Regions from separate parts of the Mus musculus genome. Here region 2 is linked to region 1. Evidence: chromatin contacts called from ENCODE Hi-C or POLR2A ChIA-PET data. All regions are on one chromosome and are shown on one strand. The core of a region is the stretch at or near the end of the contact, and the rest is flanking DNA. Distances in the headings are between cores, read along the strand shown.

Region 1 (3,868 bases), core at 10-2,509:
TCCACGCTGAAGCCGGGCAGCCCGTTAGGCGCCGCGGCGTGGTGCTCCGGCAGCGAGCCGTCTGGGGAACCTGCGGGCGTGGAGGATGCGCTGCGCGGACTGGCCTGCAGCGCTCCCTCGGGGCTCAGCGTCTCCACCTTGGTGATGACCGGCAGCGCGGGGGACGCCGCCTCGCTCTTAACCACGACTTTCTTCTCGGCCTCCTTGGGCCCGTCAGCTACCGGGGTCCCTGTCGGAGCGCCCTTGGCCGTGGTCGAGGGCGGCTCCTTGAGGTGGGCCCGCTCCTCCTTGTCCTTGGGCACATCCTTCTTCTTGAAGCGCCGCCGCCGCCGCAGGAAGCTGCCATTCTCGAACATGTTGTAGGAGTCCGGGTCGAGCGTCCAGTAGCTGCCCTTGCCCGGCTTCTTGTCGTCGCGCGGCACTTTCACGAAGCACTCATTGAGTGACAGGTTGTGGCGGATGCTGTTCTGCCAGCCCTGCTTGTTCTCGCGGTAGAAGGGGAAACGGTCCATGATGAACTGGTAGATGCCGTTCAGAGTGATCTTCTTCTCTGGCGCGTTCTGGATCGCCATGGTGATGAGCGCTATATAGCTGTAGGGCGGCTTCACCAGGTCCTTGGGCGCCGCGGGCTGGTGGTGGTAGGGCGCGTAGGAGCGGCCCATGCCGGCGCCGTACTGCTCCGGGTGGCCGGAGTAGACGCCCATGGGGCTGGCCATGCCGCCGTAGCTGCCGGCCGCCCGGTAGTAGTTTTGCTCACTCAAATAGGGTACCACTCCCAGGGCGTTGGGGTCCGATACCGAGTAACGCGCCTGCATGCTGCGTCCCAGACGCCCGGTCGCCGCCTGCGCGCACCGACTGCGGCCCGCGGCGAGCGAGGCCCGGAGCAGGAGAGCAGGAAGGGACGGAGCGATGCAGGCAGCCCCGACTCGGGGCAGCCTCGCGGTCCACGCGCGGAAGACGCCGGCGCTCGGGTTCAGCCGACCGGGCGGATCGGCATCCTGAAGGGTGCACGGCAGGCGGCCCCGCTGGCCGCGCACTCTCGGCTTGGCGGGTGGCAGCCCTGAGCTGGCGGCACAGACGCCACGCGCGACCGTGGAGCGACACCAGCCCTTCCGAGTGCTAGAAAAGGAGACAGCGGCTCTCGGGGCCCCGCCAGGAGAACTGCAGCCCGCAGCGTCAGCGAGCTAGGGTCCGGAGAGGCTGCGCGGCCGAGCCCGGAAAAAGAAGCAAAGTCCCTTTTAGGGATTGGGAAAAGTTTCAAAAGTCTTCTGGCTCAAAGCGAGTTTTTACTTTCTTCAGGCCGCGCCCCCTCCAGGAAGTTTGCACCAATCATCTGGCAGCTGCGAGAAGGATGGCACCAATCAAAACGAGGAGCGCCTGAATCCGTCGGCTCTAAGACCCAGATGCTCTTAGCCAGATCTCCCCCCCCCCCAGCTCAAGTTAACTTGAGGACTTTTAAAAATGAGTTACATCTTATAAAATTTTATTTTATTATCACATTTTGTTTAACGAGACCACGTGTCCAGAGCAAAAATTAAAAACCCTGTTCCTTTGGAAAATAAAAAGAAGTTTAGTTTGAAATATAACATCGAATTGATGAAGTTGGGCAGAGATTTGCCCCCAAGACCTTGTAAGTAGGAAAGAGCCTGGAGATTTTTTTTTTATTATTATTAATGGATGAAGAGGCGAATAATTAGATTTCTTAATTATCGGGGCCTAGTTGTAATGGGTTCAGAGCAAACGGACTGAGCGTGTAGGGCCTGTTGAATGCAGTGATGGATAATTCACAGGACGCTTCCAGGTTGAGGAAGAGCCCACAAAGGAGGCCGGGTTGGAGAATTCGGTTCCTCTCCCCTTCACGACGGGGTCGGGCTGGGAGGGAAGGCTTAGTGGGAATGCCAAACTGGGAAGGTAACACCTAAGGAACCATTGGTCCTTCGTCTTCGCTGCTACTTAGGTGATCCATCTGAGTCCTCCAAACAATTTCGTGGGGTTCAGGGAAGCGCGTGAACCCAACTGTTGCTTTCCTGGTCTCCTCTCCCGCATAGACGAGGGCTAGCTTTCCCTGCCATCCATCCCGGCCTCTCCCTTCTCCCCACCTATGAAAGCGCTGTCTGGAGGTTAGGACAAGGCAGCCAGCCCCCGGGAGCTGGTGTCCCCGTTCGGCGTGGGGAGCTCCAAGCCTGCACTCCATCGCCGGCTTCGTCACTGGAAACGCAAAGGAGCGCGGCACTGTGTAGCCTCGGACCCGCTTCCCTAGCTGTTGCCGGGGCCCGGCGTGGGTCCCACTCCGCGGTCAGCATCTTTGGGATCCTGTAAATTGACTGTATTTCAGGCTGTTTGTTTTACTGAGTTTTGATAAGGTGAGCTGAGGACCAGGGGCTCCTTAGAGGGCCTGGTAACTGAAGGACTTTTTTTTTTTTTAATTTTATGCCAACCTTGACGCACAGCGACTCGGAGTTCCCCGACCTTCAAGCGTGCTCCTTCCCTCTAGGAATCCCGGGGACAGTTTGTTTATTTGTGGACTGGTATTTATTCCTTCAACATCTCCAGTCGTCATCGGATCCCTGCTCGGTCCGCTTCCTCAGAAGCACCGAGATGTCCCTACGGAATGGCTCTATGCCTCGCAGAACCTTCTGGAAGTTGTTGGTCCGGTTGGGTAGGGAAGAAGGCGACAGATAAAACATTTGTCTCAGTCTTTCTTCTTCTCCGACCCCCCCCCCACGCCACCACCATAGCCCCCCACCCCCTTTAGATTTTCGGCAAAAGGCTTTGAGAGATTAGAACTCACTGTTTCAGCTTTGGCGGGTGAGGAAACTTTAGTGGCATTGCTTGACGTACCGAAGCAGCAAAATAGGTTTTATGTGTGCTACCTTTGACTCGAGAACCAGAATTTAAAGGACAGGGCTGCACAGGGCCCCCTGACCTGGATGGAGAATCTCGGGAAACACATTTTTGTGGGTGTCCTGGATTCTTTTTTTGACTAATTCCTCTCTCCCCTCCCTTAAAGCAGCAAAGTCAGGCTTCTGGTGCATGTCCGGTGTAGATCTGGGTAGGGGGTTAAGCCTTCCCCTCCCCTCTCAGGGACTCACTAAGAGTTATTGTTCCAATGTCCTTAGTGTGTTTTCGTTCACTTTTTTTTAAAAAAATAACTGTGACAGAAAACGTCTTGCCCCTCATGAAACTCGTGGCAAGTAGTGTTGAATTTTTCTCACGATGTTGCTGAAAATTCCATTCACTGATCAAGAACAACCCCCTCCCCATGGGCTTCCTACAGGGGCACAATTTACTCTGCTTTTATGAGGTGTGTGTGTGTGTGTGTGTCTGTCCCCGTGTTAAACAGCTTTATCAAAGCACGGGGCAGAAACCGAACGCCTCAGACTATGAAATCTAAATTGCCATAAGCCACTTTCTGCCTGCGTATGCCAAATTTAAACCAGTGTCTTCTTAAAAGAACTTTGGTTTAAATTCTCAAATGGATCGACCCACGACCCCTCTCCTAAAGAAAGAGTGGGGGCTCCTGGGGAGGCTCGTTCCTTCGCGCAGGACCTGGCCTCCTTGCTTCTGTGGAGCACTGAGAGAGATGTTTGTTCCGGTTTCTAAAAACAACACTGCACACACACCTGGACTTGGCAGGAACCAGGTCCGGCTCCTGCAGCCAGCAGAGGCCTCAGCTCTCTGAGACTTGCTACATTCTTGCTTATTGCCTGTTCCTTCTCTTCCTTGTCTTGTTGTCAACGAGTCGAAGGCAAATCAGACCCCAGAGGGCCCTGTGTGTTTGTCAAATAATAAGCGATGAAAAGGGCAGGGAGGTGCCTCCCCGGCTTCCCGCCCGGCCCTTCTTCCTCGGCAGGCGCCCTGGCTTCAT
Region 2 (3,465 bases), core at 869-3,368, 87 kb before region 1:
GTCAGTCTGTCATTCCTGGGCAGGAGTCTTGTCTTCATGCCCAGAGAAGGCCAGACACCCACATCTGCAGTTGGGCCACACAGACCCAAGTCTGGGATCATCAGCCACAAAATATATCCCAGATCTGCTTGCTGTCCCAGTGCACCTAGGAGCTATGTGCTACGGTTTTCTGTCACATGACAGCCTGACGGCCTCCTCGGGCTCTTTGAGGGCAGCAGAGGGTTGGTCCTGTACTTGCCAAGTTCCTGCACCCTGCCTTCTCCAATAGAACCACAGGCCCCAGGAACTAAGGACTGCATGGGAACCTGGAACGTTCAGAATCCTCAAGGGGGGTCACAGCAGCTTCACTGAAGAGCTACTGCTCCTGAGGGATGGGGCTGCCAACCTTGCAGCTTTTCAAATAGGGCTCTGCCAAGTGTATAGGTACTAGGCTCTCTCTGCTACTCGGGAGGGGTGTGGGGAAGCCGGCTCTCTTTGCGAAGGGAACTTTCTGGGTTTATGAGCGCTGCAAGTCCTCTCTTTGGGGGACCTGTGGGGACAGTGACCCATCCAGACCCTGTGGCATCAGTGGATATCTGTCCCTCACCATCAGTTGCAAGGGCACGACCCCGTTAGCTGTTATGCCCATGGGATGTGACTAAGGCTGTGGCAGCTTCAGGTGAGGCCACTGTGGTCACACCTCTCAACGTTCCTGTTTCTGCAGGAGTGACATCTTAGCAACACAGGCACCTCTCTCCAGGGGAAGCTCTACCCTGGATGAGCTCTTGGGTCTTAGAAGATAGCCCCAGCCTAGAAACTGTCCCTCCCTCTGTGGATATCTGTGAGCAGTATGCAGCTTCTACCATATATAAATATATGCACGTTATATATGTGTTTATGTGTACAGATATGTGCATGTGTGTGGATATGTATATATATGTATGCACACTACAGTTACTTATGCATTTGTGTATTTCTATGTGGACATGTAAGTACATGCATGAACATGCATTATGTGCATACATGAACATCTATGTACACGTATGTACATGCATGATCATGTGTGTACATGCATGTACATACATGTACATGTACTAGATATATATCTGTATCAACATACATGTACAGTACACATGTAAGTATATATACATGTGTTTTATAGACTCGTCTAAGCATGCACATATACAGGTCTGTGCATGTGTGCACACACCTGTTTGTATACACGTATGTGTGTGTATGCTCTCACTCTACCTTCCAGTCAGTCAGCTCAGTTGTGTTGGCCGATGGGACCTCCTGGTCCCTCTACCTACCCTTGGTCTAAGCTGGAAAAACTCTACCAACCCAGAGGAGCCCTGAGCTCGCAGGGCAGCCAGCCAGGGGCTTCTCAATAGCGCATTCATCCCAGCTCTCAAGTTTAGCCAGGAAGCGGGTGGGAGGCAGAGAGAAAGAACAAGAGAGTGTTTGGAGCGCTTGGGAGCCTGGGTCGAGGCAGGTGTGCAGCGCAGGCCACTGAGACCACAGCACAGAGAGAGGCACTTTCAGTGCAGGGATTAAAAGGTGCCAAATATTTGGAACACCCTAAGACCAGCTGCAGAAAGCTGGGGGTCAGAGTGCTTGAGGCTGCATAAAGTGCGGATTTTTCCATAATTATTTAAATATGTGTTAATGAGTACTAGGACCGGGTGGGCGCATACCCATTAAAGGATTAAAAATGGAGGGAAAACGAAAGGGCAGCCTGGCCAGCTGGCCACAGTCAAGGTGCATCTGGGGTCAGACACCTCAGAGGTTCTGCTGGCGCGGGGACCTGGACCTGCACATTGCCCAGTGGCAGGCCACAGAGCTCCGTCGTCTCATCCGAAGCCAGCAGAGGAGGAGCTGGGGTTCACTGACCAAGACCCGAGGCCTCTGTCCATCAAAGCTTGCCCATCGTGAAATAGTGTGGGGGAGGAGCCCTAGCTGGAAGGCCAGGGGATCTGCTCTAGACCCACTAGACCCACGCATGAAAGAGGCTGACCTCTGAGCAGGAGCGTGGCCTGGGCCTGCCCTCAGCCCCTGACTAGAGGGGACAACTGAGCGCTTTCCCTGGGAACACTGATGGCCAGAGCATCAGCTCTGTAGAACCAGGGAGAGAAGGGGTGGGAGCCGCACTCATTTTGCTAGGAGTGAAGAAAACAGAAGAATGCCATTTCAGTCATTTTTCTTCCCTCTGTAAGGAAATGGAGAGTGGAGTCCAAGGCGGCGTGTTCCACCCGCACCTTCTCTGTCACAGGACCTGGCCACATTTCTGAGGATGTTTTGAGCCTCCGTCCTTTGAAGGTGTGTCACCTGGTTTTGTGCCATTCGTCCTGGCATCCCCAGTCAGACCGTGCCAGTCTCCACTCTGCAATCCATCATGACGGAAGGGTTGCCCGGCTCAGCTATTTGTGAAGACCTGAATAAACCCCCTTTTAATCCAAAAGCAAACTCCCAGAGGAACGGCCTGAAAGGGCCTTTCATAGCGTGTTTTCCAGCTCATACATTTTGAGTTCCTTGAGACTTCTCTGGGTTGTCTGCCCTAATGGTCTCTGAGCACATTCCTGATCCTGACTGCGGCTTGCTGGTCTACTGAGGTCCCCAGCATCAAAGGGGAAAAGGGAAAAAGCTCATACGGGCTGCAGGCTGGGCGGGTTCGTGCTGGAAGAAATGCACGCACGCACAGCTGTGTGGCGTGTTCTCTCTGCCCTGTTTGAAAGGAGCACTTCTCTGAATGATGTTCTCAGAGCCAGGTGAGTGTCGCACAGAACTTGCCCGTGGGGGATGGCATCGACGGTAGAAAGCGTGTGCATGGAACTGAACACTGAATCATGGCTGGCTTCGGGCCCACTCGTGACTTGGTGGGTCGGTTGCCCTGAGCTCAGGGAAGGTTCCCTTAGAGAACAAGTTTGAGCCTGGTGCTTTGGTGTGTGGACAGTGTGAGTCTGTCTGCAGAGTTCTGAGACCTCGCTCATATGGCCACAGCTAAGGCAAGCCTGTTAACAGAAGCTGACCCACTGTGGTCTCTCCAGCACAGTCTAGGGTGGTTGGCTCTGGCTGAGGGCATTGACTCCGCTGGGCTTCATCTGTTGTCACAGGACAGCAGTCGGAGGGGAGGGAGCATAATACACACCCTTGAGGGATGATGTCATTTTGAATTGTTAGACCAACCCATGTTTATTGAAATATAGTTTTCTGGGTCTTTTTTTCTATGCATATCTAACTGGCATTCTGACAGTTCTAGCTCCATGAAGCACATTGAAAGGTGGACCCACCTTGAGCGTTTCTTACGAAACATTGTGCACAATTGGTCAAAGATCTGGTAGAGTTCTCCAGCAGAGGAAATCTCAAGGTTTTCCCCAGAAGTTGGGTGTGTTGTAATTGTAGCTTCCTTGACCTCTGGGAGTCTCTTCAACATCAGGATGTTTACGTTGCTGTAGGGAGGTGATGGCGAGGCCCTCTTCCCGATTATTA

The links. A loop is a pair of places that touch in the nucleus more often than their neighbours do. ChIA-PET counts read pairs that join two places held with the same protein, here RNA polymerase II (POLR2A).
Region 2: a loop to region 1 is called in a map of T-helper 17 cell, with 2.7 times the contacts of the local background. The contact joins the promoter of 5033426O07Rik here to the promoter of Foxc2 in region 1. A Hi-C loop is called at or near these places in 23 of 37 maps with a recorded cell type or tissue (CH12.LX, ES-E14, Patski and 10 more). POLR2A ChIA-PET finds 5 or more read pairs at or near these places in 1 of 5 experiments (Patski).

The regions. Positions count from the first base shown.
Region 1 is chr8:121,113,562-121,117,429 of GRCm38, reverse strand. Foxc2 (forkhead box C2) reads right to left here and starts at 1,259. Exons shown (of 1, transcript NM_013519.2): 1 at 1-1,259. The coding sequence starts at 815.
Region 2 is chr8:121,202,149-121,205,613 of GRCm38, reverse strand. It overlaps 5033426O07Rik (a long non-coding RNA gene), which reads left to right and starts at 2,118. Exons shown (of 3, transcript XR_388120.3): 1 at 2,118-2,744.